2 separate regions of the Mus musculus genome follow, and region 1 is linked to region 2. The links are chromatin loops, found by intact Hi-C in ENCODE. Cell type or tissue: heart. All regions are shown on one strand. Links, peaks and the distances in the headings refer to the core of each region. The heading gives the core; the rest is flanking DNA. Region 1 overlaps Rab8a (RAB8A, member RAS oncogene family). Region 2 holds the start of Ap1m1 (adaptor-related protein complex AP-1, mu subunit 1).

Region 1 (16,150 bases), core at 5,261-13,260, 62 kb after region 2:
TTGGAGTTTGATTATTCTGTAGTTCTGGCTAGCTGGGGCTGAAGAATCAGCTGTGATTAACAAGATACTAGAACTACTAAAGCAAACCCTTTGCATTACTGGGACTATTGATGCTGGTTAGCTGGAGCTAAGAAATTAGCAGTGATTAAGAAGAGACCAGCAAGCTAGAGAAAATACCCAAGGAGCTAAAGGGATCTGCAACCCTATAGGTGGAACAACATTATGAACTAACCAGTACCCCGGAGCTCTTGACTCTAGCTGCATATGTATCAAAAGATGGCCTAGTCGGCCATCACTGGAAAGAGAGGCCCATTGGACTTGCAAACTTTATATGCCCCAGTACAGGGGAACGCCAGGGCCAAAAAGTGGGAGTGGGTGGGTAGGGGGTGGGGGGGGAGGGTATGGGGGACTTTTGGGATAGCATTGGAAATGTAAATGAGGAAAATACTTAATAATAAAAAAAAAGAGTCCAGCATCGGGCTGGAGAGATGGCTCAGTGGTTAAGAGCACCGACTGTTCTTCCAGAGGTCCTGAGTTCAATTCCCAGCAACCACATGGTGGCTCATAACCACCTGTAATGGGATCTTATGCCTTCTTCTGGTGTGTCTGAAGAGAGCTACAGTGTACTTATATGTAATAAATAAATAAATATTAAAAAAAGAGACCAGCATCATTGAGGTGACATCTTCTGGGAAGTGTTTTCTGAAAGCACAAAGAGGCTGTGTTCCAGAGATAGCCAAGGTTGTACTCCTGCTGCAGTGGGACTTGGTAATGTGTAAGGGTCACCCAGGTGATACTGGTTTTGAAGGCATGAAGGGGTCATGCAGAGCAGCTGAGGCTAGGCACTGTGAGAGGCCATGGAAGGCCATTGGTGAAGGTACAGCCTCAGTTGCAATTGATGGCCCAGGACTGAAGGGGTCATGCAGTGTTTTGGAGATGCCAGTACCATGAGATGACCACCAAGAGCAGAAGCAGTGGAGTACAGGCATCTGGAGCCTAGAGGATGACACGTGTGCTACAAAGGGCAAGGCTGGAGAAGTGACCCAAGCCCTTGGAGGAGCCCAGAAGATTGTGAGTTGGATCCCAGACATTGGATGGTTGGAGATTGATTTTTGCTTTTGATTGTGACTGTGCTCTGATATTTTCCCTCTTGAAGGAAGAAACTATTTTAGTGGAGCCCACAGTTAAGAGACTTTTAACTGTAAAAAGACTTTGGATGTTAAAAGAGATGGACATTTTAAAGAGATTGAAATTTTAAGAATATGTAATGACTGTAGGATGTTTAAAGTTATTTAGACCTTGGGGATGAATAAGAATGTAAGGGTTGAGGCTTAATAGTTATGTGTTTGTGTGTCAAGTTGACAAGGGGTCAATTGTACTGGCTGGTTTTGTGTGTCAACTTAACACAGCTGGAGTTATCACAGAGAAAGGAGCTTCAGTTGAGGAAACGCCTCCATGAGATCCAGCTGTAAGGCATTTTCTCAATTAGGGATCAAGTGGGAAAGGCCCCTTGTGGGTGGGACCATCTCTGGACTGATAGTCTTGGTTCTATAAGAGAGCAGGCTGAGGCAAGCTAGGGGAAGCAAGCCAGTAAGGAACATCCCTCCATGGCCTCTGCATCAGCTCCTGCTTCCTGACCTGCTTGAGTTCCAGTCCTGACTCCTTGGTGATGAACAGCAGTATGGAAGTGTAAGCTGAATAAACCCTTTCCTCCCCAACTGCTTTTTGGTCATGATGTTTGTGCAGGAATAGAAACCCTGACTAAGACAGCATGTTAGTTAGGTGAGCCAAAGTGGGCTTTTTATTGCTGGACTTCATACTTTGAACTTGGTAGTCAGTCTCAGGAGGAAGTAGCCAAATAAGGGAATAGATCTCAGGGGCTAGCTTTATGAACGTAATCTAAAGGGATTTTTAGCAAGACAAAGGTATCTGGACGAAGGGCAAGGGCTGCCAGAACCATGCTCCCCGTGTTGGAGCTGGCCAGAGTCCTTTCAGAAGGAAGGGAATAGTGGTGGCCACCAAGGCAGGGGAGACAGGGATACCTGATGGAAGATAACAGAGTGGCAGGAGTCTGGGGTGGGGGGGGCGACACTCTGAGATCCCTCTCTCTCCACATCAGCTTCTTCTGTTGACATCATAGGGTGAGCTTCAGTGGACAGCCTTTAGGGTAGGTAGCTACAGCGGAGCTGCATCAGCTTGGCCCAGACTCCAGGAGTGGGGCCCCATTTTATCCTTCTTTCTGCATATGACCCTGCTTCTCTTCTTTCTTTTGTTCATCCTTTTGTTCATTTCTCAAACACTGACTGGCACCAGTTCTGTGCAGGTACAACATTAGATGCCAAAGTTGAAGTAGAAGGAATAATGGGGTACCTCTTGTCTGTGAACTTTGAGAGGCTGAGGCAGGAGGGAAGCTATATTTGGGCCAGTCTACGCTGTACCCTATCTCAAAAGGTGAGCATGTGTGTGAGCAGCATCATGGCTCAAGGGATAAAGGCACTCACTGCCAAGCATGATGACCTGAGTTGAGTTTGATCCCCAGGAATCACACACACACACACACAGAGAACAGTCCCCCCCCCCTTTTTTTTAAGTTCAAAAAATAGAGAAGTTCTACTACCTCAACATTGCCACACTGGGCTTGAACTGTGAGCCCAAGAACCCTGGAAGGATATGCAAAACATGATACCACACACTGGTATATTACTCAACCAAAAAAAAAAAAAAAAAAAAAAAAAGGAAGTTCTGTCCCAGGCTACAACTTGTATAAGGTAAAAACTTGCTACTGCAGGGTATGATAGCACTCACCTTTAATGTCAGCATGTGGGAAGCAGAAGTAGGTAGATCTCAGTGAGTTCAAGGCCAGAGTGCTCTACATATCGAGTACAGGGTGGCTGGGGCTACATAATGAGGCCCTGTCTCAACAAAACCATCCATCAGAAGCTGTTGCTCAGCAACATCAGCCAGGAGCAGAAGGGTTTGTGTAACCACACTGGCACACAGCTTGGCAGGCAAATCTACAGACAGATGACAGGCTGCCAGTGGCAACTCACCAAGGGGGACAATGGGAAGTAGTGGCCTGTGCATGAAGACTAGGCGATAAAACATATTGTAATCTTGATGTTGGGGAGGATATTTTAAAAATCTGTGATTGTTAAAAACATGTCTGCTGGGCGTGGTGGCACACACTTTTAATCCCAGCACTTGGGAAGCAGAGGCAGGCGAATTTCTGAGTTCGAGGCCAGCCTGGTCTACAGAGTGAGTTCCAGGACAGCCAGGGCTATATAGAGAAACCCTGTCTCGAAAAACCAAAAAAAAAGAAAAGAAAAAAAAAAAGAAAAAAAAAGTCCAAGGGCTTGAGACAGCTGGTGGTTAGGAACACTGATTGCTCTTGCAGAGTACTAGGATTTGGTAGGGCCCCCACATGGTGGCTCACTTGTAAGTGGCTCTAAGGAACCCAAAATATCTCCTGATCTCCAGGGGCAACAGGCATGAATGTGGTACACAGTCACATATGTAGGGAGAACACATAAAAATAAATTTAAAAAGCCTCTTCCAAATCCATATAGAGCTCACACTAGTCTTTTTCTGTCCTAACTTCCCCAGTACTGGGAACAGCCTAAATAGGTCTCATGACCTGCTCCTTGGTGCCCTTTTTATCTTAGATATTTTCATTATTACTCTATTATATCGAAAAACAAACAAACCCAAACATCTCTCTGCTCAAAGGCTAAAGTAGAAATTTCTGGTTTCTTTGGAAACTATTATATCAGATGATGTTTTGCTGAAGCAGACACGGGTTAAAGGATATTTTGTTTAGACAGAATATAAAAATGACCCCACGGAGAGTGGAGCAAGGCTCTAGCGTGGGTTTGCTTGCTCTGCCTGGCTAGTCTTCACTGACAACGCTCTTGTATGGGTTTGCTGATCTTTGTGTTTCCTAACTCCATAGAGAGTAACTTGTCAAAGAACTTCTCGTGATATTCCGGTGGTTTCCACAGACTCTGGACTGATTGGCAGAGCCTCAGTTTCTTCTTGATAGTACTCCTGGTGCTGATTCCTGTGTGAGTGCTGACTGCCGAGCGACTGCTGGCAAGAACGATTGAAACAGCCCCAAAGAACTATTTCTAAACAGGCCCACAACCCCCATTTCCTATTAACTTTTCACTTCTACAACCTCTGGTAGGTGGTGGCTAGAAGGGAGGTTGAAGTGTTTAAGAACCCTTATTAAAGTAGGTTTTTGAAAAATCTAAGTCAACAAAAGGGGCTATGATTTTCAGCAGACCGTGGGCACCAAATCTTGTCCTTGCACCCTGCTTGGTAAACACTGGCTTGGAACCCAGATTACAAATATGCCTGGCAGGACCAGATATGCTGAGCTCTTTCTGAGGGCCAACTAATTCTACAGGGATGTGAGTTATGCTATAGATAGGAGGCAGTTTTTTGAGAGTCTGGCCTGCATTATGTATGTCTGTCCATGTGTGTGCATAGTGTTGGAGCCCAGATGTGTCAGTCCTCTGGGACTGGAGTTAAAGATGGTGGTGAGCCACCAGGAGGGCGCTGGAAATAGAACCCGGGCTTCTGCTAGAGCAACAAGTGCTCTTAACCACCAAGTCATCTTCAGCTCCTACAGGAAGGATCTTAAGAGTGCCACTTTGTACAACTTTATAACCAGTGTTCACATCTTGGTTGTCTTCCTCACCCACTCCCCATCTTCCAGGCATCTTCCTCCAAACTATGAGGTGGGAGCTGTGACCCACTTTGTGGCCCACAATGATATGAGCCAGCTGGGTTTGGTGAAGACTGCCTGCCATTCCAGCATCATAGAGGCTGAGTCAAGAAGATTTGCTGCAAGTTCAAGAACAGCCTGGGCTACATGATGGCCCGATGCAAAACAACAAAAACACCCCACAAAAAGCAGATCCAGCTCAGCATGGACTTAGGAGGTGGTGGGACCTTTAAGAGGCAGGTACTTTGGGGAGTATGGTGGAGTGCTTCCCAGGTAGGAAGTAGGCAGTAAGAGCCAGAGGGGAGGATGTGTGCAGTGTTTGCCAGACATGACAAGTAGCTCACTGATTCTATGACTGCAAGCACAAGACCACCAAAAGACCATGCCAGCCAAAATCCTAGTGTGGATGGGGAGGGAAGGATGATGTCCCACCCCAAACTGAGGAGACACTGGCAATAGATGACTGCTGGCTCATTTGTTAGAGCTGCGAGTGCTCAACTGCAGAGCCACCTCTCTAGGCCTCAGGCCACTTTTTGCTAAAAGGCACCTATTGAACCTGTAACCAATCACAGCCACCTGGTGGTGCTGCACAGGTGGAACTACTTCTTTTTAAATGCACTTTAATCTAATTTTCTGAGTGCACTAGTCAGTGTAAACATGGTACATCAGAGACTCCAGGGGAGGGCAGGTGACTATTGCTGGTACGTTGGTTTTAATTTCAAAAAAGGGAGAGATTTTGATACTGACAGCTTGGACTGACAGCAGCTTGGAGCTTGGGGGAAGAGTTAGAGTAAAAAGAAAGGTGCTCCCAAAGGACACCCTCCCACCAGGACATCAGTCCCACCAGGACATCAGTCCCACCAGGACACCCTCCCACCAGGACATCAGTCCCACCAGGACATCAGTCCCACCAGGACACCCTCCCACCAGGACATCAGTCCCAATCAGTCTCCCCAGGAGGACAGAGCTGTCACATCACAACTGGGTAAAGACAGCAGGGGAGCGCTGTGCCATGGAATGCTTGTCTGGGACTCAGGGACCAGGTGCCCTGTGGGCACAGGGCAGTCATTCTGGTTCCCAATTTCCCAGGTATGCTGCTAGAAAATCAAAGACAGATTCATTTCATGGTGTTAGGAATCTGGAAAAATAAAAAAATCATCTTAGATAGAAAATGAACATCCGATTAGAGCCAGCCAGAGAAGATTGGGGAGGCGGTTTTGGTGCCACTGAGGCAGGTGGCCCAATGACAGTGGGTCATGGGAGAATGGTGGTGACGTCACCTCAGTCTGAATCGCAGACTCCCATCCTGCTCTGGCCATGGAAGCGGTCCACTTCTTCCAAAATCCTCTAAGTGAGCTTTCCTTAGTTTGTGCTTCCCTTTGGTTTGACACGTAAGGAGACAGTGGACATGGCTGTCACTTGTCCACAACTGAGAACAGCTGAAGGCAGGTGCAGGCTTGTCCCTCAGTGGCCCCGGTGGTGGTGCTTGGAGTATGGGGGCCAGGCAGGCTGGGCACTACCGCTGGCTACCTTCTGTGCTGGAAGGACAGAAGGCTGGAAATGGAGGCTGCCGGGCCCCCACCCAACCTCTCTCCATCTGTGCCTATGAGGCAGGGGACGGATAGGCCTGACTGGCAGATGACATAGGAAAAACAGCAAAATTCTAACTCTCTCCATCTCTGAAGGTGGAAAAGATCAGACGGTTACTAAAAAATAATCAATTTCTCAATCGAGTCCGGGCAGCCGTGTCCAAACATCAGAGGTGGAGGCTGGCCCGGGGCAGGCACAGTCAGCTGGGCTGAGCACAGGCTCAGAATGGGCAGAGACCTTGTCCTCACAGGAGACTGCACCGGAAGAAGCTGGTCCTCTTCTGCTGCTCCACTGTGATCTTGACTCCATGGCTGCTCCCCTGCGGGCTGTTCCCTTCCTGAAGTCACAAGTTTGCCTTGTTACTTACTGTGGCTTGTCAGCTCTACCTACTACCCACAAACAGCTGTCAAATGGTCTGTCCATAACTGTCCAACTAATCACTCCACCATCCATTACCCTAGATCCAATCACCCACTAGCCATCCATCCATCTATTTGTCCCCCTGATGTTCAACCATTCCCTGCTAACTTACTGTCCATCTACTCATCGAATCTCTATCTTCTGAATCACTACCCACCCCCTATCCAATCCCCCACCTACCCATTATCACCCTTCCCACTCCCCTATGATCGATCACATCCACTCAAACTCTTGCAGTCATTCACCCTCAAAATCTGCCACTCTCTTCCAAAAGCATCCCACTGTCTCCTGACCGTTCATTCACCTTCCACGGCCCCCAGGCTGCTTTCATCTGCTTCTCACCATCCCCCAGGCCGTTACTCTTTCTTTTTTCCTCCCCACCAACACCCAGACACCTCCTTCCACACTCTTCTGTTTCTTGCTGCCACTGGGCAATGACCTGAGGACCCTGATGCTGGTCAAGTGCTCTATCATTAGCCACATCCTCCAGCGATACAATCATCTTGTTTTCTCCTCTGCTCCTCCTTCCTCCCTACCTTTTCCCCATCTACTCACCTATCTATGCTAAACACCCCTATCGTCTATCATGGAGGCATAGAGTTTTCTGCCTCTTGTGCTCCAGTGGTGCAGAGGTCCACCTGTTGCTAGCAACACAGGAGCTAAACGCTAGTCCTTTTCTTACAAAGAAGGTTTTTAAAAATTAGATTTACGGGCTGGTGAGATGGCTCAGTGGGTAAGAGCACCCGACTGCTCTTCCGAAGGTCCGGAGTTCAAATCCCAGCAACCACATGGTGGCTCACAACCATCCGTAATGAGATCTGACTCCCTCTTCTGGAGTGTCTGAAGACAGCTACAGTGTACCTACATATAATAATAAATAAATAAATCTTTAAAAAAAAATTAGATTTACTTATTTTTGTGCGTGTGTGTGAGCTCGTTTCTTCCAGTATAGGTCTGCTATCAAACGAAGCTCTGAGTTGTGTGCTGTACTGCCTGCCTGGTACATAGGTTGTACAGGGAATGCTGCCGTTTAGATGTAAGCATGAAGAGATGCCACGAGTCCACCTTGTGCCTCACTGGTGGCTCAGAGCCCAGTTGAACGTGTGGGGCAGGCTGTATTTCACGCATTCTGTTGGGTGATCACACTTCAAAGAGCCTCAGGAGCCGGGCGGTGGTGGCACACGCCTTTAATCCCAGCACTTGGGAGGCAGTGACAGGTGGATTTCTGAGTTCGAGGCCAGCCTAGTTTACAAAGTGAGTTCCAGGACAGCCAGGGCTATACAGAGAAACCCTGTCTCAAAGGAAAAAAAAAAAGAGCCTCAGGACTAACCATTGTTCTCTGATCTCTAGTAACACAGGTAGGTCTGGGGAGGGTAAGAGCTTAGGGGACAGGGTCACATTGTATTCCTAGTGTCCCCAGGCTTCAGTGACATGTTAAGCTCAGTCAGGAAAGCTTTGCCTTCTTTTCTCAGCAATGGCCTGCTAGGCTTGAAAGGGTCGCAGTGATGGCTCAGTCTGAGGTTGACCCCCAGCAGACATCAGCCAGGTGTGGAGGCTGGATAGCTCACAAGTTGGAGCACCAGTGGCTTTTGCAGAGGACCTGGGCTTGATTTCCAGCACCCATGAGGTACAGCTTACAACTATCTGTGACTTCAGCTACAGGGATCCCATGCCTCTGAGGTACCAGCATACATGTGTCCTCCCTGCCCCAAAAGGGAGACTCTAAATAAAAACAAATAAACAAACAAACAAACAGATAAATAAATAAATAAGCGTTGAAGAGCTGTTTAGAGCACTGGCTGCTTTTCCAGAGGACCTGGGTTCAATTCCCAGAATGACATGGTAGTTCCTATCTGTACCTCTGTTCCTATCAGTCTCTCTGGCCTCTGAGTGCACTAATCATGCATTTGGTGCAGACATTCATGCAGGCAAAACATTCATACTATGAAAAAGCCAATAAGATAATACTGTAAAAAAACTGAACAAAGACCAAGCCAGGGTGGTGGTACTTATAATCCCAGTGTCAGGGTAGGAGAGACAGAAGGGCCCGAGGTTCACTGTCCAATCAGAGATCTTGTCTCAAAAGCTAAGGTGGGAACTGAATGAAGAGCACACTGACACTGACTTCTGGCTGCCATTTGCGCATGTACACACATGCAGACTGACACACACACACACACACACACACACACACTCTCACTAGGATGGCAGGTCTGGGCAGTGATGTGCTGTCCCAGTCAAGGGTGGCTGCATCCTACAGAACCCCACATGGAGGAAGGACTTGGACTCACCAATTTTTTGTCCATTTTTGCTTTGATATCCCTGGCAAGAGTGAAAAATGCCTGTGGAAAGAACAGGCCGTCAGCACCCTCTAGTGGTGGGAAGTTATTGGCTAGAGGGAAGGGAGGTCTGCCTCCTGTCCCCAGTCAGGCTCCCATCTGTCACCCCCTGTAGAGCACCTTGGAACAAAGGCCTTCCCCCAAACCAACAATCCTGTGAATGCGAGCAGGCATTATTCTCAGTTGGCCCTTGATGACATGAGGCTCATAGACCATGTGATTTGCCCAAAGGTATTGCGTGGTTAACTGGTTCAGAAGGGTCTGGAAGGATTATCTATCCATGGCTATGTTCTGTCCATGCCAATTCCTTTTTTTAATTTTAATTTTAGAGAGTCTAGGTTAGCCTTAGACATCTGTAGCTGAACATGACCTTAAATCTCCTGTTTCTTCTGCCTCCACCTCCAAAGTACTGGGACAACAGGCATCACTATCAAGCCTGGTTCCTCCTCTCTTTAAAGAACAGCTACAAATTCCAGTTTGCAAATGACTGCTGTCCCATGGAGGGGACAATCTGAGGTAGGTTGGATTTAGCATCTCCATGCAGTGTTGGAGACCTGGAAAGTGGGGCCAGGGGAGAGTGCATGGAGATGGGCTGGCCTGGACAGGGGAACAAGAATCTGATGGCAGGAAAGGAGTGTAGCAAAGGCTGGGGAGGGCAGGCCCAAGTGGCTTATGGGAGGAGTAGGAGTGAAGGGAATTGAACAGGACAAAGGCCTTGGCCACCGTCCTCTGGGTACTTTGTGGAGTGATGTGAGCGATTTAGCCCCCGCCCCCAGTCTTGATGTGTAGCCCAGGCTGGTCTCAGCAATCCTGCCTCAGCCTCCTGAGTGCTGAGATTACAGGTAGCTCTGCAGGTCTGTTTTTGAGTGTCACTAGGGCTGTGTGAGAAAAGCTGAGGGCCAGGTGCCAGGCTGGCACTGCCTTGGGGACAACATAAGGATGAGGGCACAGCACTGGGACCTGGATCCTCACTGGGGATGTGAATTAATAGTGTGGCTGAGAGGAACACAGCTGGGTGTAGGTAGTGGGTACTAGGTACTGGAATCTGAGCTTTGATTTCCCTCATTTGCTGAGCTAGTGAGACTGTGTCTTGAGTGCCTGACAGAGGGCATCCTGAGCCAGAGGCCAATCCCTCTGGATACTCCAGGCTGAATCTCCCAAAGGAAAGCCCCTCCAGCCCTGGAGCACTGATCCCACAAGCCCATGGCTCCCTGCAGGATCTGACTGGACTCACATTCTCCACATTGATGTTGGCCTTTGCACTGGTCTCCATGAACTTGATCCCATAGTCGAGTGCCAGCTGTAATGAAGGCGACACATGAACACAGTGTGGACTCCCATTGTTTCCTAAGGAATGGAAACTGGGATGGGCTGCTACCATACTCAAGCTAAGGGTGTTACCTTCACTGTGTGATGGTACTGCACACCACGTGGGGAGGGTGCAGAGGAGAGGAATGTGGCATAGCCTAAGCCAGCTCTGTTCCCTGCTGTGATGCCAGCTGTGCCTGGCCTTGCTTGGTTCTGGTGACAAGATAAGAGTTCACTGCCAAGCTCTCATTGCTAGCCACGAGGAAGCTCTGTCTTGCCTAGGGTTATCACCTCACAAGGATCTCTCTATCTCAGGCAAGTCAGGATGGCAAAAAGACTAGGAAGAAGCACCCAAGCTGAAAACGATCACGAGGGCAACACCTACCTTTTCTCCCCGTTCCTTGGACACCTGTCTCTTGTCATTCACATCACACTTATTCCCCAGTATCATCTTCTCCACGTCTGCAGAGGCATGCTGAGAAGAGGGCAGATCAGGGTCAACGTGGAGGGCAGGGTGTGGACTGCTTGGTGGCTGGCAGCTCATGTCCCTAGTGGTTGAACACTTCTTGACTGTGCAAATGGCTTGCACAGATCATGGTCACTAGGCTCCAGAGGCATGACTCCCAGAGCAGATGCTCAGAGACCTTATCCACGCCCTCTAGAGCAGTTCCATGTTAGCTTGTGAGCCATCCCATGCACACACCATGCTACATCTGGGTTCCATGATCTGGGTTCTAGGAATTGAACTGAGTATATCAGGCTTGCTGGCAAGTGCCTTTATCCACTGAACAACTTGCCAGCTTAAGTCCCAATGCCGGCTTGGATCTTTCAACTTTCTCTTCTCTATACATTCTAGAAACAAGGCTGTGCCTAGAACAGGCAAGACTTCCTGCTAAGTTCTTGCTGAACACCCAGGCTTGGCTCAGCTCTGACTGCTCTCCTAGAGATGGGTCCCTCATCAGTCCCTCCAGCAGCTCCTCTGTAGAAGAGACCATGCTTCCCAAAGGAGAGAATATCAGAGAGCAGCTCTGCTGTAGGGGAAACTCATTCTTTGCTCCCTGTCATACCTCCTGTCTGCCAGAGGATCACTCAGGGTATCCCCAAAGCCAAAATCAGAACTCCTCTTTTGACCAAGATGACTTCTACAGCCAGGGCAAAGGCCTGGTCCCAACACAAGCTCAAAGCTCTCAATTTCGTCTCTGCCTGGCCTGGGTGCCCACCAGTCTTGGGTCCAGAGCGAAAAGTGCTCCTTTGTGGTTTTGTAGACAGGTGAAGTTCTTGACACCTTAGATCCAATGCCCCACCTGCTTAGTCATCAGGGCTATAGGTGGAGCTGGCCAGGGAGGGAATAGGTGTGGCTAGCACCTGGACAGAGGACAAAGTTGGCTTTGGGAGGGTAGGCTGGACTGGCTGCCTCTTTATCCCTTTATAATTCAGGGTCTCATTCTATGACTACCTGTTGTCCCAAATGTGGACTTGGACAGGCTCATACCCTGTTGCACAGCAGCTCAAAATGTTTGGACCAAATGCTCATGTGACCCCAAACAGAAATGATTGTAAGAGCAGCCAAATAGCACTGTGTGGCTTGTGGGCCAATGATGATTTCAGGTGGACAGCAGGGGTCTTGGTCCTATTCCTCTCTCTCTACCTGTCTCCCAGGTTCCTGGCTCCGAGTCACAGCCCAGGAGAGGAAGCAAAAGGGTACACTCACCTCTTCAATGTTCCGAATCCAATTCCGGATGTTGTCAAAGGACTTCTCATTGGTAATGTCGTAGACCAGCATGATACCCTGGTTGGGGAGAGAGTGGGACATGGACTTTGAGGGTCTACAGGACAGGCAGTGTACCCATCAGGACTGGATGTGGCCACTGTTGGAGATGACCACTGTCTTGGCCAGCCAGTTAGCTGTCATCTTCTCTACCTACATAGTGACCTTTCTGACTCCCAAGCTAGACCTTGAAACACTTTGTAATGAGCCTTGCTGGCTCCCTATGCCAGCACAAATGTGTGCCTGGACCCTCAAAGACCCCCAGACTCAACCAGTGCCTCTTCAGGATACCTGGCATCCTATCTACTATGTGCTAGGCTTACAGCAGGTTGGGCTATGTACTCAGGCCCTGCCCTTGGAAGGGTCGGGACCCTACCATGTCTGACCTCATGTGCCTTCCAGTGACTCAGAGCTGAGATCTGCTTTCTGAAGAGACCAGGATAAGTGGTCTCTTCAGATCCCTAATGAATATGAGGGGATACCTAACAGAGTCCACAGATCCAAAAGACGCAGAAAGTGGCCTCAGCCCAGCTTAACTCTACTGACTCACTGCTACTATAGAGGAGAAACTGAGGCATAGGAAGATAGATCTTTTTGTTAAGATGGAAATCCATGAGACCTGAGTGCTGGCTCATGCTTGAAATAATACTCAGAGGCTGAGGCAAGAGGACTCTTGCAAGTTGAGATCAGCCTATGCTATATGTAGATCCCCCCTTCTCCCCCCCCCCCCACACACACATACACACAAGCCTCAGAGGACAGAGGACACTGAATCAGAGAGCAATCACCCTCTGATAGTCTGGTACAGCCCTGGATTTCCTTATGTAGCTTCAGGAGTGTGTGTGTGTGTATAGGTCAAAAGAGAATTTGCAGGAGTCTAGGCCTGGGTTTCCTATGAGGCGCCTACAATGGCTTAGTTGGTAACACTATCAGGAGGCCCACATAGGATGAAGCACCGTGTGTTTCCAGGCTGTAGCTGGCTGGAGCCTAGGCCTTGCTTGCCCCTCTCCCTCAGGCATCCACTACAGGGGAGAGTCTTTTGTAGAATGCAGCAGCCCATCTCTAAGGCTGCCCACATTTGCCGTGGAAGAGGAAGGACCAGCCGGGGCATAGGTCAATGGCAGGCCCGAGTCAGGGCCTGGGTTCCATTCCCAGTCCTGAAACCAGAACCAAATAAAAACAAAGTGACATGGGCTTTTTGTGTGAGCTGTAACTAGCCCGCGCAAGCTATAACTAATAATTCACTAACTAATTTTAGCACCCAGGAGGCTGATGCAGAGGCTCACTACAAGTCTGAGGTTCAGAGATGATGCCAAGAGAAAAATCAGCCTGGGTATGACAGTGTTTGCCTTTAATAGCAATACCCAGGAAAAGGGAGGGTCAGGCAGGTTTCTGAGTTCAAAATCAAGCTGGTCTACATAGTGAGTTCCAGGTCAGCTAGGGCTACACAGTGACACCCTATCTCAAAACAACAAAACAAAAAAGTGTATGTAGCTCAGTTGGCAGAGCATTTGCCTAGAATGCATGAAGCCCCAGGTTCCATCATTGGCTCCTTGTAACCCAGGCATGGTTTACATGTATGTAAGGTGGCACAGACCTGTCATCTCAGCATACAGGAGGCTGAGGCAGAAGGATCAGAAGTTCCAGGCCAGCTTAAGCTACACAGTGAGAACATGTTTCATCAAAACAACACTGAAGTAGATTCCCACCGTCTTGGTGCTGGTTCGGGCACAGCCAGTGAATCCGTGTGTGAACTCAGGCTGGACTGCCAAGTCTCAGGATCCTGTCCACACCTGTCCGCACCTGATCAGGGCATGGCCATGATCCAACGAGAACCAGGCTAAAACTGAGGGTGCTACCAGTCATGGGGGGGAGGTGGGGAGAGGCTCAGGGAGACTATCTGAGTCTAGAGAGGTCCAAATAGCTCTCTCCAGAGGACAGAGGTACCCCTGACCCCAGTCCCCAGGAAGGGCAAAAAAAAAAAAAATTAACCTTAGCATAGAAGATGCTATGGTTGCAGACCATAGGACTGAGTCTCCAATGTTGGCTGCCCTTCCTGGGATGCTCTAAATACTTAGTCTAATGTCACTATTCATGCCTGTTGATCCCAGTCCTCATTAAGTTCTCAGGCCTCCACGAGGACTGAGACTCACACTGTGCTCACAGTATGGATAGCATGCTGGCAAGAACTGGGAGCCTGTGGCCCTAAATGGCTGGTTGAGCTACAGAAGGCACAGGTGAAAGAATGGGACTCTGGGACAGATATCCATTTGTTTCCCCAGGAATGTGGGGACATTTCTGAGAGGAGGTAGGTTGGAAGGTGGCCCAGGATTCTGGGTAGGACTGAAGTGGCTCCTCCTGCTTTCTTTGTTCCTTCACGCATTGTTTTGCATAGTCTCACACAAGCAGCACCTGGTCAGGGTGGGAACCTGTTCTTTCCTGTCTCCCCCTCTACCCTTCCCCATCTCCACAGGGAAAATATGTGGGGGTGAGTTTGCTAGTGCAGGTCCAGGTGGAAGATGGAACAATGATAACCCCAAGTAAGTCCAAACTTCAAGTTGTTCTAGTAAATTCCAGAGTATTAATGGTCTCTGTGGAGGCTAGCCGAGGCTTGCCTTCGCCTGAAGGATGGTTCCCTGGTGCTTCTCTCATCCCTACACTGGGTCTGAGGTCCAGAGGTTATTATATACGAGGAGATAATGTTTCAGAGAGCCAGTCAGGGCACACTGACCTCTTTAAAGCAAGTTCGGGTCCTGAGTTACCTAAAGAGTTGGAACACAGGCTCTGCAAGACACAAAGGTTGGCCAGGTATGGTGGCACACACCTGTGATATCCTAGCCTGGGGAAGCTAAGACAGGAAAATTGTGAGTTTCCAGCCAGCTTGGACTACAAAGTGAGTTCTGGGCTAGCCTGGTCTTACTGGCAAGTTCCAAGCCAGTGAGAATCACTCAAGGAATAATGTTGGAGGGTGACCTGACCTCTGGTTTCCACAGTCATGTACACACATGCACACACAAATACACACAACAACATTTTAAAAACATATAAAACAAACTGTGTGCACTTGGTAAGGTAAGACAGAAGGATTTTGAGTCCCAGGCCAGCTTTGGCTATATTGTGAATTCTAGGCCAGCCTGGGCTATATCTTGGGACTGTTTTAATAAGATGAGACAATAACAACAGAAGCCGATCACTCAGGCCTTACTACTACTACTTGTTTCTACTTCAACAATAAAAAGTCAGTACCATGGCACCCCTGTAGTAGGCTGTCGTGATTGTTCGAAACCGCTCCTGGCCGGCCGTGTCCCTAGAAGCAAAGATGAATGGTATTAGTGACACCCTTGGCCTGCTGGATTTCTCCCTTGAGTCCCTCCTGCTCAACAAAGAGTCACCTCTGTTCCTGTGATTACACAGAAGGGCATATGGAATGATAGACCAAAGCCCTTCCGAGCCCCCTGGTCGAATGTCCCAGTGGCCTGTGCCCCCTCTACCCTTCCACGTATTAGCTCCAAGGTATGTCCTGGGGTCCCTGCAGCCAATGCTGAGGGTAGGCCGTAGTCTTGACTGTCAGAAAGAGCAGGGTGAGCTCAGGGGCTGCTGCTCCAAAGTGCATTCTGTCATTACCTGCATGAAGGAGGTTGTGTCCAGGGAGGGGGCATCTGAGTTAATGCCACCTGCATATATGGGGTGTGTGGTTTACAAACAGGTGTTTTACTGAGCTACATACTCATCTGTCATCCTGGCACTAGAAAGGCCTAAGCAGGAGGACTGTAAGTTCCAGGCCAGCCTGGGATTCACAGCAGGACACTGTCAGAGAGTAAGAAAGGGACAGGGTGTACCTGGTGGTAGTGTTTGCCTAGTACATACAAGGTCATAGTTCCATCCCTAGGTCTGGAAGAAAGTGACTTACTGAGCCCCTGGCTCTTCCTGAAGGCCCTGGCTGTCTGGATTCCACAGAAAGGCCCAGTGCTGACTCCGAGCTCTACATCTTGCCTGCAA
Region 2 (16,150 bases), core at 5,555-13,554:
GGCATGTGGTAAGCAGAGGAGTCTTGGGGACACAGAGAGTGTAAGGTTTAAAGGGTAGCTTCTGGGTACTGTATTGAGGAGCAAGACTGGGGGAGCCCAGCTGGGTGGGGAAGCTCTCTCTTCTTCCTTTTGGTGACAAAGCTTGGGGGGGAATGCTATACACATGTCTACTCACCCCAAATAGGGAGCCCACAGTAGATCAAAGTATGGGCCATTTCCTTTCAGGTACCCTTGGAAGCTTCCCACTGGGACCATATAAAGTCTGGTCATAAGGAAGCCAACACAGATTAGAAAATAGCTAAGGCTGCTGGTCTTCCTGTGACATATTCTATTTTACATGCTCTCCAAACACTAGGCCTGTTTCTGATTATGGCCTCAACAAATGGACACTTATATAAATCAATCGGTCCTGGGAAAGATTGACAGGTAGACTTAATAGGATATCAGTGAGACATGAAAAATACGCACTCACTTCTCTAGTGTACACATAGCCACAGGCCTCTTACAAGCATTTTCATGGTTCTCAGCCAACTAGGCATCATGTGTGATGTCCATGGAGAACAACAGTGACAAGCAGCCACTTCACTAACATGGATGAAGACAACTAGGTGTAATGGTACTTCTACCTACCTTACAGCCCAGCTGAGGCTTGGATAACTGAAAGGAAAAATGGAGGGCTGGAGAGATGGCTCAGTGGTTTAAGAGCACAGGTTGCTCTTCCAAAAGACCTGAGTTCAATCCCCAGCACCCACATGGTGGCTTACCACTGGCTTTAACTCTAGTCCCAGAAGGATCTAATACCTTCTTCTGGCCTGCAAACATGCAGGTAAAATATCCCTACAAATGAAAGCTTTAAAAAAATAAAATAAAAGGTTGTTAAAACAGGTAAAGAGGTCGGGCAGTGGTGGCACACGCCTTTAATCCCAGCACTTGGGAGGCAGAGGCAGGTGAATTTCTGAGTTCGAGGCCAGCCTGGTCTACAGAGTGAGTTTCAGGACAGCTAGGGCTACACAGAAAAACCCTGTCTCGAAAAAAACAACAAACAAACAACAAAAAAAAGAGTTTAAATCCAAATGGTACCCTACATTGGTGGAAAAGACATTCCTGGAGGTCATCAGTTTGTTGGATGAAAATCCCTGAGCAAAGGGTAGACTATCTCCTGTGAATTGCTGGCCAGGAAATCCTGAAGCTCCAAGAACCATGCAGGCTATTGCTATTGGTTGTATGGCAGAACTAGATGGTAAGAGCCTATTGCTGAAGACATTGTACTTGGACTGTCAGACATGGGGAAATTAAGTTGGAACCAAATGGAAACTCCCACCCTTCTGGGTGGCTTTCATAATGCCAGAAGGGGCTATGAAGGCTATTGTTGAATAGACAGCAACATTCCTGCTCAGCTATGGACCCTGTGTGCTAAAATACCACATGCTAAGCAGCATGTGCCTGATTGTGCAACAGTGGCACAGATATCATGGGTAATACCATGGGTAATACCTTTCTATTGGATTTTAGGCCCACTCCACAAGAGAGTTCACATATCAGAAAAAAAAAAAAAACCTTATGCCTGGGTGGGAGAGCAGATCAGGAGCTGCAAGGGAAGACTGTGTCTCTGGGAAGAGTTGGCATCTGTGCCTGTTGGAGGCCACACACACGCACACATTTACTTACTGACCCTGGGGGGACAGACAGCTAAAGACCTGGTACACCCCACTGCTTACTGCATAGCCAGATCTTCAGAGGTCTGCTCAAAGCCCCAAGTGGTGGGTGCACCCATGGTGGGTCTCCACTTGGCACCACACTTGATTTGAGGCTGAAGCGAGGCTGGGGATGTTGGGCACATGAGAACTTTCCACCCCTACTCCTACCCGATCCCCTCATTTGTCCACTCCTGCCTCTGGCCATACACAGCAGCCAGAAATCTCTAGACCACAAAGCCACCTACAATCAGCCCACCCCATCCAAAGACCTACCCCATTTAACATGACACATCTCCAAAGGACAACCTCAGGCCCAGTTGGCTCCTACTCTTGCCATGTACCCCTCCCTTCCTCTCCACAGCTGCAGCTTCTGGAATACTTAGCATTCCCTAGGCCTATGGCCTCTGGCTACTCTGTTGTCCTGTGCTGGTGGGCAGGCATGTCATTCCCAAACCCCGACTCCGCAGCACAGGGATACGGTACAGGTTGTTGTGCTTAATCCACATGAAACGAACGCCACCATGGGCCAAGATAGGTGACAGCATGCCCTCCTCCTCCTTCTCCATCAGAATGGGCATGAAGTGCTCCACCTCTGACATGTCCACATCCCCACGGTAGTTCCTGCAGATGAGCACCTGCATCAGGAAGGAAAGAAGGGATGGCTTCCTCTCTGAGTGCCTGAGGTAGGGTTGAGGACAATCTGTGAAGGACACAACTTGAAGCTAGTCTGATTTCCACCCTAGAGAATTCCCACCACAAGGCTCTTCCTGCACCAGAAGGCAGAGAGAGGAGGGACTGTTCCCACAGACGCTGGGGCAAGCTTTGCCTTGTGAGTACTCCATGTAGACCTCCTCATGTGGGTGCACTTGGCTCTCTGAGCACCTTATCCCTGAGGAGTCCAAGTTTATAAGATCCCACTGAGGCCTGGACAGGAATAACCCTGCCCTGCTCTTCCTCACTGCAGAGTCTGAACCACTGTCCACCATCCAGGGGGACTGTGGAACGGCAAAGTTAGTGGCTCCTCAGAAAGTGACACCAGAGTTAAGCATGACCCAGTGGCTTATCTTAGAGAATCAGAGAAACTGTGTGTCCATGGACACTCAAAAGGAGAATGGAGCTGGGAGTGGAGATGGGTCCAAGGAGCCCAGGTACAGATCAAATCTACTATGCAGCCAAGGACAGCCTTCAATTCCTGCTTCTCCTGCTGCTGCCTCCTGAGTGCTGGGATGACAGGTGTGAGTCAGCCCACATAAATGAACACTTCAGTGGCTGAATCTTAACTAGAAACAGACCAGAGACAAAGATATATCTTTCAACATATGTATGGAGAATTTGGGTCTGAACCTACCCAAAGCACTCCACAGCTAGGTTCCAGGACCCCAGGATTCCAGAATCTGAAGGCCCTCCAATACAGTGCTGTGGTGTCTAAGGACAGCCTGCTCTGACAAAAAAACATGCCTGAGGAGCCGGGCGTGGTGGCGCACACCTTTAATTCCAGCACTTGGGAGGCAGAGGCAGGCAGATTTCTGAGTTCGAGGCCAGCCTGGTCTACAGAGTAAGTTCCAGGACAGTAAGGGCTACACAGAGAAACCTTGTCTTGAAACAAATAAACAAACAAAAAATAAAATAAAATAAAATAAATAAAAAAAATCCTAGAGCCAGGTGTGGTGGCACACGCCAATCCCAGCACTTGGGAGGCAGAGGCAGGTGGGTCTCTGAGTTGGAGAATAGCCTGATCTACAGATCAAGTTCCAGGACAGCCAGGGCTACACAGAGAAACCTGTCTCAAAAACCAAATAAACAGGGGCTGGAGAGATGGCTTAGCAATGAAGAGCACTGGTTGCTCTTGCAGAGGACCCGGGTTCAATTACCAGGTTCAATTATAGCAGGTCACATCTGTCCATGACTTCAGTTCCAGGGCTTCTGACACCCTCACACATGTAGTCAAAATACTAATGAACATAAAATAAAAATTGTATGTGTACGCGCGCGCGCGCACACACACACACACACACACACACACACACACACAAATAAACAAATAGATAAATAAATCTCAAGTTGGAAAATGGCTTGTTGCTTAAGTGTGCTGCTGCTCTTTCAGAGGACCCAGGTTTAGTTCCCAGCATCCATACTGGGTAGCTCACAGATGCTTGTAACTCCAGCTCTAGGGGATTTGATGTCTTCTGGCCTCCAGGAGCACCTGCACACTTGTGTATACACCAGTATCCCTCTCCCCTTAACCCTTCCCCCACATTTTTTTTTAAATCAGGATTTACCATTCAGGGTTAGTGGAGGACATATATAGAATGTGAATGCAGGACATGGGACTCTGAGATGCAGGACATGAAGATGCCCAGGGTAGGCTCTACCCTCAGAGTCACTGTGCATAGTGGAAACCAATCAGGAAGTGCTCCCTGGAGGACCCTGAGGAAGTGGCTGCAGGAAGGGGCCACGAGGAAGCTGTGGGTGAGGGCCCTGTTACTTGGTGACAGTGCCTGTCTTGTCACACTGTCTGCTATCAGCATGGCTAGTTGGCCATGTGGCAGTGCTACAGCAATCCTGAGATGCAGTGCTAGACCTGCACCACCTGCTGCCGAATCTGTCACTTCAGAAAGCACTGTCTCTGCTGCTCCTAGCTGGGAGACTGCAGTGAGGACAGTTCCTTCCCAGTCCTTTTTGGGCCTCGTTGGGGACACAGTGCCCACAGAGTAAGCTTTTGGGTCTGATGTTCCCCACCCCATCTGAGGAACTCACACTTGCTCACTTCTATCATATCTCTTATGTGGTAGGCTGCTTAGTGTGTGGGGTTTTTGTTTGTTTGTTTGTTTTTTGTTTTTTGCAAACTGGGTTTCTTTGTGTAGCCCTGGCTGTCCTGGAACTCACTCTGTAGACCAGGCTGGCCTCAAACTTAGAAATCTGCCTGCCTCTGCCTCCCGAGTGCTGGGATTAAAGGCGTGTGCCACCACCGCCCTTCGGCTGGTTAGTTTTATAGATTGCAATGTTCAGAGAGGTGGAGCTGCCTGCCTGAGGTAACACAGAAGAAAGAGAGAGCAGGGTCACGATCTCAGAGGCATCCTTACTCCCACTGACTGTGCTCACTGAGAACTCTTCTCCTGGCAGCTCTAAGCTCACTTTCTTCCCCAGATGTGCAGGGATTGGGCTAGACTGGTCAGAGCCAGTCAGAAGGCCTGACTGTTTACCTCACCAGGGCTGCTCAGGAGTTTGTTTGCTTGCTCAGAAAACATAGAGTGAAGCTATGTGATGGCTACCACCATGGTAGCCAAGGTCGACATGGTTCCCTCACTGTCACAGCTGTCTGGGGACAACTGGGGACCTTCTCACTAGTCTCGCCTTCAATCAAGGCTTGAAGAGATAGGGAGGAGTATCAGGAATCCCCTAGGGACTCAGGGAGGACAGCCACTTCTGAACTGGTGTGGCAGTGTAGGGAGACAAGCAAGACACTGAGACAGCCCTTCTCTTTGCTGATCTCTCACCCCATGGTCCTTCCCCATGAAGCAGAAGAGGATTCGGCTTCAATAAAAGCTAGACAGGGAGGGGGCTGGTGAGATGGCTCAGTGGGTAAGAGCACCTGACTGCTCTTCCGAAGGTCCAGAGTTCAAATCCCAGCCACCACATGGTGGCTCACAACCATCTGTAACAAGATCTGACTCCCTCTTCTGGAGTGTCTGAAGACAGCTACGGTGTACTTACATATAATAAATAAATACATCTTTAAAAAAAAATCTAGAAAAGCTAGACAGGGTGGCCTCTACTCGATCAAACCCAGGGGCAACTCTCTGTCCCTAGAGGAGACTCACATTCCTACACCCTTCCCCTGCAGCAGCGCTGTCCACCTCTGAGACCCAGGGCCTCCAGGGTGCCTTATGGTCATCTTGGACATTTTCTGAGTACACCTTGTCACTCGCAGACCCTCTCCACCAAAGCATGTGACATGTTAGCTTTTCCATGGCTCCTTTTCCTTCTCAGCAGAACACCTTGGAACTTGCTGAGTTCTGTCTAACAGCTAGGCTCTGCTCTGGTCATCAGGAGCCAGTATGGAATGAGTTTGGTGTGCCTTCTCAGGAACATCGGAGGAGAAAGGAATGGACAGATAAAACATACATGTAATGCAGTAGGCAGTATGGGCTAGAAGATGCAGTGTGCACAGGGTGGGGTAGGATACGATCCCAGTTAGGGCAAGCAGGAGAGGCTTCCTGGAGGAGGTGTTGTTGAACTGAAGCCAGGCCACACAGCTCTCCACAGATGCAGGTACAAAGGTCCCAAGGCAGAAGCAGACAGGTTGTCTCAACACCTGCTTTAGGGTTCCCACTGGCTAAAGTGGAATGAGCCAGAGTCACATGGAAAAGCACTGGGTGGGAGGGTAGGGAGATTATGAGAACTCAGACTATACAAGTCCTTGTGAACAACTGGGACTTTGTTCTCAGTGCCCAAAAGGGAAGCATGGAGAGAGGAAGGCGGGAAAGCAATACTTCTGTACTCCAAATCTAGAGTCACCAGAGCCACAGACAGCATCCAAGTGTTCTTGGAGGACCTCCTATTTGCCAAAAGTAGCCACATGGAATCCCTTGGTAATGAGAGGCTCAGTGTGGCATGTTGTCATGAGGCTGGTTTGATTTTAGAAGGAGGCAGGAAACTACAGCTTTCTAGAGACAGGTCTGACCACATCCCAACCTGGGGACTCCTGCCTGGAACTGCAGTGGCCCTGGAGCTTCCTCCCATTGCATCCCCAAAGTCCCAGCACCAGTCTATGGGCTGACTTACACCCGGCATGCCAACTGGGACATCTGTCACCTTCTCAGAACCACATCAGGTGCCTGCTCTGCTTGGATGTCTTTCATAACCTTCTCTAAATGCCAAACAGAAGGCAAATAGCTATTCAGTTGCTGGTCCAAGTGTTCTGCTAGGTCAAGAGGCCTGTGGAGCCCAAATACTATGCTCTGTTGACCTTGCTAGGGCCAGGCTTGTCTCACATCTATACTCAATAACTCAGATAAGGCTCTTCAGATCCATTAGGAAAGCAAGGCTCAGACTGCCCAAGGTGCTGAGCCAAGGTGCTTGTCTATGATCATACAGCTCAGCTGCGGAGATTGGCTGAATCCACATGTAAATATGGCTCTACAGCTTCAGCCCAGGATGGGTACTTGCTTGTGCCAATGAGATGTTTGCTAAAGGAACAAGCAAGCCACGACAGGCAGCCCACTGTACCTCTAGGCCAGGTTGGAAGGCAGAGCATATGTCATGAGACCTAGGGAACACTGCCCCTACCCAGCTTCCCAGAAGGCTGTGGAGGAGGCCCAGGTCTGGAACTCACCAGTTGTCGATCTTGGGTGACATACAAGGCAGGTACACACTCAAGGGACTAAGGAAAACGTGGAGGGTGGGGCTCTTCTAAGCTCTAGCTCTTCCATGTAGACTGGACATCAATGTTCTTTCACTGCTAAATGTTGGACTTGTTTACTGTGGCTGGACCTGTTCTGGTAGCTTCCAAACATAAGAGGCTGGCCACTTGCCTTCCACTCTGACAGCCTGAGGTAGAGCGACAGACAGTGCCTTTCTTAAGGCTAAATGTGCCTTCCTGGAAGAGGCTTTTGCATAGAGTACACTGTGGCTGCCTGACAGAGAGCTTGTTGTTCTAGGCTCTATCCTCAGCACCACAAAACCATCCATTATGCTAGGGAGACAGCTCAGTCTGTATTTTCCAAATATCCGACCTGAACTCTATACCCAAATCCCAGGTAACAGCCAGGTGCTTACCAGGTGGTGGTGGCAAATACCTTAATCCCAGCACCTGGGAGGCAGAGGCAGGTCAGTCTCTAAATTCAAGGCCAGCCTGGTCTACAGAGTGAGTTCCAGGACAGCCAGAGCTACACAGAGAAAACTTGTCTCATAAAACCAAGAGAGGGAAAAAGTCAGATTCTGCTGGGAAGTACAGACAGGCAGATCCATGCGTTTTAACGGTTCAGGCAGCCTAGCTCAATCAGTCTAGTGACCCGAGTTCGATAACAAGAGCCCATGTAAGAGTAGCAGGGGTCTCCTTCCTCCACACACCCGCAGAAACACACAAATGAAGATTTCTTTCTCAGATAACGCTGGGCAAGATGCCAGGGTCCTGTTTCTGTGCAGGGCCTTCATGTCTCAGCAGTCTTTGTTATTCCCAGTCAGGATAGCTCTCCCTGATTCTTCAGTTGCAGCTGCTAGTCCATTATGAAGACATGGCCCCAATAGGTATTCATCTATTTCTGTTTTTTCCAAGTGACTAAGTTGAGCTATGACAGATTAGGCTAACCCACGGTGGCCCTGGGCTTAGCACCTGCCTGGCGAGGATGCTTCCAGGCCGCTACTTCCCAGTAATCAGTGTGACTCTAGGCACTGTTTCCCCCTCTAAAACCACACTTTTGTTTGTTTTTGTTTTTCGAGGCAGGGTTTCTCTGTATAGCCCTGTCTGTCCTGGAACTCACTTTGTAGACCAGGCTGGCCTCGAACTCAGAAATCCGCCTGACTGCCTCCCGAGTGCTGGGATTAAAGGCGTGCGCCACCACGCCCTTCTTAAAACCACACTTTTATCATCCGCTTCTCTTAATGTCATAGGAAGCTCAGTGGCTCTAGGGAACGCTGAAGCCTGTGGAGCGAGGGACCGACCTAAGGCCATAGTTCCCGCCACGCCTCTGGCCAAGGGTCGCACGGTCCCCGGGGCGCAGGGTCCTGCTACAGGAGTTCGCAGGAGAAGCTAGAGTCCGGTACCCAGGCGAACAAAAAGGGAAAGGGGCAAAGCGGACAGTTACCTAGCAACCGCAGCCCACCAAGTTGGCTAGCAATGGGGCGGGACTCGCGGAAAGACCACCGCCCATTTCCTAGTAACTTGGTAGGGCTGGCAAGTGAGGCTGCCCCGCCTGCCTGACGCCCTAGCTGGGCTGGTCGGCCAGTTGCCTAGCAACAGGGTGGGTCCTGACAGGGCGAGGGCCCGTTGGTTGCCTGGCAACGCGGAGGGTGGCGAACCCTTCAGTACCTTGCCCTTCAGATCCAGTACGTAGACGGCGCTGGCGGACATGGCGGCTTTGGAAGGTCTCGGCAGTAGCCGAGGGCGGCGGCAACGGCAGGAACTGCGGGCGTTCAGCAAGGCCCGGCGCGCCCCGAGACACTTCCCCTCCACTTCCGGTCCATGAAGCAGCGCGTGGACCGTTATGTCCGGTCTGAAGGGAGCCGCAAGTGCGCAGGCGCGTAACTGAGTGCAAGCGCAGTAGGAACTTTTTGGCAGTATTTTTCACCCATAGCTCAAACGGGCCGGAAGTCAGGGGGCGTGGCCTTCCTGAAGAGCGGGGCCTGGAGGACCAGGGCGGGGCAGCTTTGTCATTACTCCTTGTACCTGAAGGACTAGCTGTGGAATGAAGGTGGACGCTTCCAAGCCTGTTGCTGTGAGAAGACGCTGAAAGCGGAACCGATTTGGAGTTGAGCCTTTTTTTTTCTTTTTCTTTTTTTGTTTTTTCGAGACAGCCTTGCTTTCTGCAGAAGTCAAGTAAACTAATATCCCGTCACTGACTGTGACTCGCCGTTAGGTGGCGCTTAAAGGAAGTCAGTCTCCCAATGGCAATCCAGCCTTATCAGCAATCACTTGTCACTGTCAACCTCTCAACTGACTGGGCTTCACCCGTCTTGCCCCAGTGAACCCAGGGTAGCACGTGTGTAACTTAGCCTGTGCCTAATTCACAGTAAGGCTGAGCCGGGCGTGGTAGCTAGCGCACGCCTTTAATCCCAGCACTCTGGAAGCAGAGACAGGCGGATTTCTGAGTTCGAGGCCAGCTTGGTCTACAAAGTGAATTCCAGGACAGCCAGGACTATACAGAGAAACCCTGTCTCAAAAAAACAAAACCAAAGTAAGGCTGATTAAATTTTAATTCTGCCATTCTTCTTTTTTCGAGACAGGGTTTCTCTGTATAGTCCTGGCTGTCCTGGAACTCACTTTGTAGACCAGGCTGGCCTTGAACTCAGAAATAAACCTGCCTCTGCTTCCCAAGTGCTGGGATTAAAGGCGTGCGCCACCACCGCCCGGCAAATTCTGCCATTCTTAACCACCTTTCTGCCACCGAGAGATCAAAGGAGCCCATCAACACTCCTCCCCGCCCCAAGGGCTTTTTTTTGTTTTTTACTTTGTGTGGTTTTTTACTTGTGTGACACATAGTGAAAGATTCCCGAAGGGAGACCCTTACTCAGACACTTAAGTCCCGGGACAGCCGCGTACCCAAGAAGACACTGAGACCATACATAAAATGTAGAAGGTAAGATTTAATAAAGCAGCGACATGAAAGCACACAGACCAGAGCTCTGGGGTCGAAATAAAGCAGCAACATGAAAGCACACAGAGCTCTGGGGTCGAAACTCATACACCTTAGCACAGGGTAGAGGAGTCTCGACAGTCAGCCAAAATTTTTCACAGGCTTATATAGTAAAACTCAAAGGGGGAGAACTGGGCAGGAAAAGTACAAGTTTACATCACTAGGGAGTTCTGCCAAAGGAATCTAGGTAACTAAGGAGTCATGTCCTATCAAGGAATCTACGTCAGGAGGCCTTTATCTCAAAAATGTTCTTGGAACAGTTTTTTCGAACTTTAGGGTGAGGAGTTTTGGGGTGAAAAGTTTAGGAGTGTTCCGAGAACAATCTCTAGATGGGAGGGGGTGGGCTCCGAGGTAAAAAATTCATGTTCTTACAAGAGGCCAGTAATTTTTCATTCTTCATTCCCCACTTCTTCTTGTAAGTAATTCTAATCTTAGAATTTCAGAAGTCTATATCTCTATGTGGAGAATACTGCATTTACTCTATCTTTAACATGGGAACAACAACAGAATAAGGCAGATTAGTAAACAGAACTAGGCAGGGACCCTTCTAGTGAGGCTTGAGGGTCTCAGCATGACGCAGGTGTACGCAGATCAGATCTCTGGCTGGAACTGGTAAGATGTCCTTGGGGTACCCAGCTTGTTCACTGTAGCCAGTTGTGATCAGACTTCTTTCTGCACCACCTGTAAGCCTTATAACTTAGTATACAGATCATTATTATAACAACATAGGTTTAAACACATTATTTAAGACAGTGATGGGCATAGGAGCCCCATAAAGGATCTTAAAAAGAGTAAAACCGAATCAAGAGGGAGTATTCTCAGTTCTAAATAGGGCAAGGGGAAGGAGTACCAAGTAAGTCTGTGCCAGTCTCTAGGATTAATTTTGTCAAGGTCTGTTTAGAGTTTTATTCAGTATTTCTATCTGTCCTGAGTTCTGAGGTCTGTACACATAATACAATTTTTATTTGACCTCTAAATACTTGGCCACACCCTGACTTACCTGGGCAACAAGGACAGGACCATTATCTGACACTATTGCTTTTGGCACTCCGAACCTTGGAAAATTTTTAATAATCTTCTTGATGACTATCTGAGCAGTCTCAGTTTTACAAGGAAAAGCTTTTATCCATCTTGAGAACGTTCACAAAAACCAGAAGGTATTCATACACATATTTTTTTCAGTAAAGTCTATTTTTCAGTAGATGTCAGGTCTGTCTCCTCATGAGAGGACTAGTTTTCTTTTTTCAGTTTCTACTATTTTATACAGGGTTTCTTTTACCAGTCTTAATTTGTCTATAACTTGATAGTCTTCAGACTGTCAGGATCATTGCTCTTTAGGATGCCTGGGCGGTTAGATTTGCCACCTGATTTTTTTTAGCCACAGCATCTTAGGTCTTTCTCTGCAGATGTCAACAGCTCTCTTTGTCTGTATATATAGAGCTTGTATTAAAGCCACAAGTTTAGCTTTCTGGGCTGAGGTTCCTTTAGGGAGGCTGCTGGCCTAGATCACTTGCTTTCTGTCCACCACTGCACTGCTGTCCCCGCCTTCCGCTTACCTTCAACCTCCAGGCTACTGCCATCCGTGTACCAGCTCAAACTCTCAGGCCAAGGCTGATCTGATCCTTCAGATCATTTCGAGTATGAGTTCCTTCTGCCAGAATGTCAGCACAATGATGAGTAGGTGAAGTCTCAGGCAGTAGTGAGATTGAGGACAGCAGGGGGAGCGAAGGTCACTCGTTCAGTCAACAAAAAGCTCTGACAATGTGTCCATCCGTCAGGGGAACAGTTGGATAATGCTTTCAAGAGCGTTAGTCAGCCATCGGTCATGGGGGCTGAACCACACTTTCTAGGACATGTGCCAAGTTTTGTCTCAGAGTCAATTTATCTGCGTCCTTGACCAGAAGCCACTATGTGCAGACAAGCAGGCCATCCTACAGCCACCAGGTCTAATTTTTTGCAAGTATGCCACAGGTCTTTTCTAGGGTCCCAATCTCTGAGTAAGAACTTCTGGCAAAACCGTTGTTCTCATTTACATTTAGGAGTCCCAAAGTTGGGGACAACATCAGGGCAGTCTCAAGAGCATCTAAGGCCATCTAAGATTGTTCTCTTTATTTCTCTATACGAAGGACTGTTTATCTCTTTAACTCAGCAAACCTGGAATTCACAATCTGCAAAAGCCCGCAGTGCCCAGGAACTTTTTAGCTTGTTTTGCACTGGTCGGTGGAGGAGTATGAAACACAGTCTCTTTTTCTAGCTGCTTCAACAGGTAGGCCACCGGACTCTTCTAAGGACTCAGCTTCTGTATTAGCACCCCTTTTGTTATTTCTTAAACACATTGATCTTCAGCCAAAAGCTTTCTTTTGTTGCCAGGTACTATCTAAGTTTTCTAATTTTCCTGACTTTTGTGACCAGCATTTTATTTTTCTTATCTCTTTGTCTCACAGCACAGTTCTGATTCTGACTCTGGTCTCTGTCTTTGTCAGCCTCATGTTTCTTTAACTCTTTTTCTTGTCTGACTCTTATACCCTGTCCTTTTAACTTCTTGTTACCTTGGTCAGATTGTTGGGACTTTCTAGTCCCACAGAGACGAGACCCCCATCAGAGCCTGGCAGTTAGACTCACAGGTGCTCCTTACCTTGGACAGAAGCCCCAAGTGGGTGGATGCCTCTCTCACTGGAGTTTAGAACAGACTCACTGCCAGCAACTCAGGGTGGTGCCACCTTCTGAGATGAGGGAACTTTAGAGCAGAGACGGGAGTGCAGCTCTCACAGCTGGCTGCAACCGGCACTTATCTTAAAGTGAAAGCAGTTTTTCTGTTAACAAGAGACGGGATGGGAGGGACAGGGGAATGAGAAGCTGCCTGGGAACCTGCAGCGCTCTTGGCCGGCTACTCGAACAGCCTCCTCTTCTTTTTATTTCAGCAGCCACAACATCCAGGCCACTGACTTCTCAGGGACCACTCCTCATTTGCTCCGGATTTCCGAGCTCATTTTTCCCTAGGCTCCAGGTCCATGGGCGGGACCACTGTGACCCGCTGGCTGCTCTCTGGAGTTGGAGTGGGAGGCAGGGCAGCTGAGGATCTGAAAGGAAGTGGTCAGCATAGGGATCTGACAGGATTCTTAGGCTTATTTCAGAAGGCATAACTTAAAAACAGTCGTCAGTCATCAGTCCAAGTCTGAACACAAAGAGACACAAAAGACACACACAGAAACCGTTTTTTAGGCAACCACTATAGAATCACAGTACCACAGAAATGACAAACACAAGCAAGACCAATACAGGGCATCTTACATGCGATTTCCAGAGAAGCTTACTGTCACTATGACCAACCCAAATGGACCTGTCTCCATGGGAAGGCCCCAGAACCTGAGACCGGCCTAAAACCAAACCAAGATAATCAGTCAACTCCTTGGGACCAAAACCAGACCTGAAACCAGACAAACCAAAAACAAAACAGAATCAGAAGGTGGTCCAATGGAGGACACACAAGTGAACAAGACACACAGACATACAGACAGGGAGGGATCCCACTTTATCTCCGACGTACAGTGTCTGTGTCTCATGACAAAAACCACAAGCAAAAACAAGATAGCAACAGAGAAAAAGAAGCCTGACGGGGTCGGATTCCACATCGACTCCCTTCCTCCTGAAAAACAATTTGCCTGACGGCGGCGATTAGTGACAAGTCAAAAGCACCCTCAGGTGGCCAGCCCACTCTAAACGTTGGCCACTCGGAGGCGCAAAAGGTCTGCCACGGACCCTTTCTGACCTCCACCGACTGGTTGTGGGCTCTGACCCGCACCTCCTTCCAATGCTCCAGAGTCAGAGAAAGGGGAGTGGACACAGATTGTCCCATTTCTAGAAAAACAGTAGTCACAACAAGAGCGGACACGAGACTAAGACAAAAAAGAAACCAGAAGAATCAGATGGCCTCTCTAAGGCCGGCCAATTGAGACCCTCTGCACGAGGTGGGACTCGAACCCACGATCCCGTGACCAAACGCGAGGTGGGACTCGAACCCACGGTCTCGCAACAAGGCGCGAGGTGGGACTCTAACCCACGATCTCGCAACAAAACGCGAGGTGGGACTCGAACCCACGATCTCGCAACTGGGCACGAGGTGGGACTCGAACCCACGATCTCGCAACACCAAATGGTCTCTTGGCCTTCAAAGGGGTCCACCAGGCGTCCCTGATCCTCCCCTGTTCCTCCTGGGACGTCTCCCAGGGTGAACGGACGGTGGACACCTGGACACGTCTATCCTTATCCACCCCGCGCTCCCTCTCGGAGTGCGGTCTCACTGAGCGTCCGCAAAACTGAAACTGCGATCGCACCAGACTTAGAAACAGAACACAGACATCAGAACACAGACATCAGACCAAAACAGAACAAAGAATCTTACCTCTAAGTGGGTCTAGGACCTCTGGGTGGTCGCGCTGTTTCCCGGCCAATGCACCAAATGAAAGATTCCCGAAGGGAGACCCTTACTCAGACACTTAAGTCCCGGGACAGCCGCGTACCCAAGAAGACACTGAGACCATACATAAAATGTAGAAGGTAAGATTTAATAAAGCAGCGACATGAAAGCACACAGACCAGAGCTCTGGGGTCGAAATAAAGCAGCAACATGAAAGCACACAGAGCTCTGGGGTCGAAACTCATACACCTTAGCACAGGGTAGAGGAGTCTCGACAGTCAGCCAAAATTTTTCACAGGCTTATATAGTAAAACTCAAAGGGGGAGAACTGGGCAGGAAAAGTACAAGTTTACATCACTAGGGAGTTCTGCCAAAGGAATCTAGGTAACTAAGGAGTCATGTCCTATCAAGGAATCTACGTCAGGAGGCCTTTATCTCAAAAATGTTCTTGGAACAGTTTTTTCGAACTTTAGGGTGAGGAGTTTTGGGGTGAAAAGTTTAGGAGTGTTCCGAGAACAATCTCTAGATGGGAGGGGGTGGGCTCCGAGGTAAAAAATTCATGTTCTTACAAGAGGCCAGTAATTTTTCATTCTTCATTCCCCACTTCTTCTTGTAAGTAATTCTAATCTTAGAATTTCAGAAGTCTATATCTCTATGTGGAGAATACTGCATTTACTCTATCTTTAACATGGGAACAACAACAGAATAAGGCAGATTAGTAAACAGAACTAGGCAGGGACCCTTCTAGTGAGGCTTGAGGGTCTCAGCATGACGCAGGTGTACGCAGATCAGATCTCTGGCTGGAACTGGTAAGATGTCCTTGGGGTACCCAGCTTGTTCACTGTAGCCAGTTGTGATCAGACTTCTTTCTGCACCACCTGTAAGCCTTATAACTTAGTATACAGATCATTATTATAACAACATAGGTTTAAACACATTATTTAAGACAGTGATGGGCATAGGAGCCCCATAAAGGATCTTAAAAAGAGTAAAACCGAATCAAGAGGGAGTATTCTCAGTTCTAAATAGGGCAAGGGGAAGGAGTACCAAGTAAGTCTGTGCCAGTCTCTAGGATTAATTTTGTCAAGGTCTGTTTAGAGTTTTATTCAGTATTTCTATCTGTCCTGAGTTCTGAGGTCTGTACACATAATACAATTTTTATTTGACCTCTAAATACTTGGCCACACCCTGACTTACCTGGGCAACAAGGACAGGACCATTATCTGACACTATTGCTTTTGGCACTCCGAACCTTGGAAAATTTTTAATAATCTTCTTGATGACTATCTGAGCAGTCTCAGTTTTACAAGGAAAAGCTTTTATCCATCTTGAGAACGTTCACAAAAACCAGAAGGTATTCATACACATATTTTTTTCAGTAAAGTCTATTTTTCAGTAGATGTCAGGTCTGTCTCCTCATGAGAGGACTAGTTTTCTTTTTTCAGTTTCTACTATTTTATACAGGGTTTCTTTTACCAGTCTTAATTTGTCTATAACTTGATAGTCTTCAGACTGTCAGGATCATTGCTCTTTAGGATGCCTGGGCGGTTAGTGTGGGAAGCCGCCCCCACATTCGCCGTCACAAGATGGCGCTGACATCCTGTGTTCTAAGTTGGTAAACAAATAATCTGCGCATGAGCCAAGGGTATTTACGACTACTTGTGCTCTGCCTTCCCCGTGAC

The links. A loop is a pair of places that touch in the nucleus more often than their neighbours do. Peaks named below come from ENCODE experiments on the same cell type or tissue, not always from the same donor. Only the 100,000 strongest peaks of a DNase experiment are listed, where the experiment ranks them.
Region 1: it touches region 2 in a loop (2.4-fold over the local background); 18 of 42 quality-filtered maps call a loop at or near these places.

The regions. Positions count from the first base shown.
Region 1 is chr8:72,170,548-72,186,697 of GRCm38, reverse strand. Rab8a (RAB8A, member RAS oncogene family) reads right to left here. Exons shown (of 8, transcript NM_023126.2): 3 at 15,398-15,458; 4 at 12,095-12,172; 5 at 10,769-10,858; 6 at 10,310-10,375; 7 at 9,028-9,078; 8 at 5,332-6,653. The coding sequence ends at 6,561. Among named protein-coding and RNA genes, the nearest start is that of Hsh2d, 11 kb to the left of the region's middle. In heart, for the core only: a CTCF peak has its summit at 9,122 (motif pointing left); a DNase peak (open chromatin) is centred at 9,117.
Region 2 is chr8:72,232,821-72,248,970 of GRCm38, reverse strand. Ap1m1 (adaptor-related protein complex AP-1, mu subunit 1) reads right to left here and starts at 8,953. Exons shown (of 12, transcript NM_007456.5): 1 at 8,728-8,953; 2 at 2,176-2,332. The coding sequence starts at 8,769. Gm51536 (a long non-coding RNA gene) reads right to left here and starts at 7,026. Exons shown (of 2, transcript XR_003947404.1): 1 at 6,483-7,026; 2 at 5,004-6,033. In heart, for the core only: CTCF peaks have their summits at 9,049 and 9,250; DNase peaks (open chromatin) are centred at 6,560, 8,920 and 9,330; H3K4me3 peaks cover 2,166 bases; H3K27ac peaks cover 1,687 bases.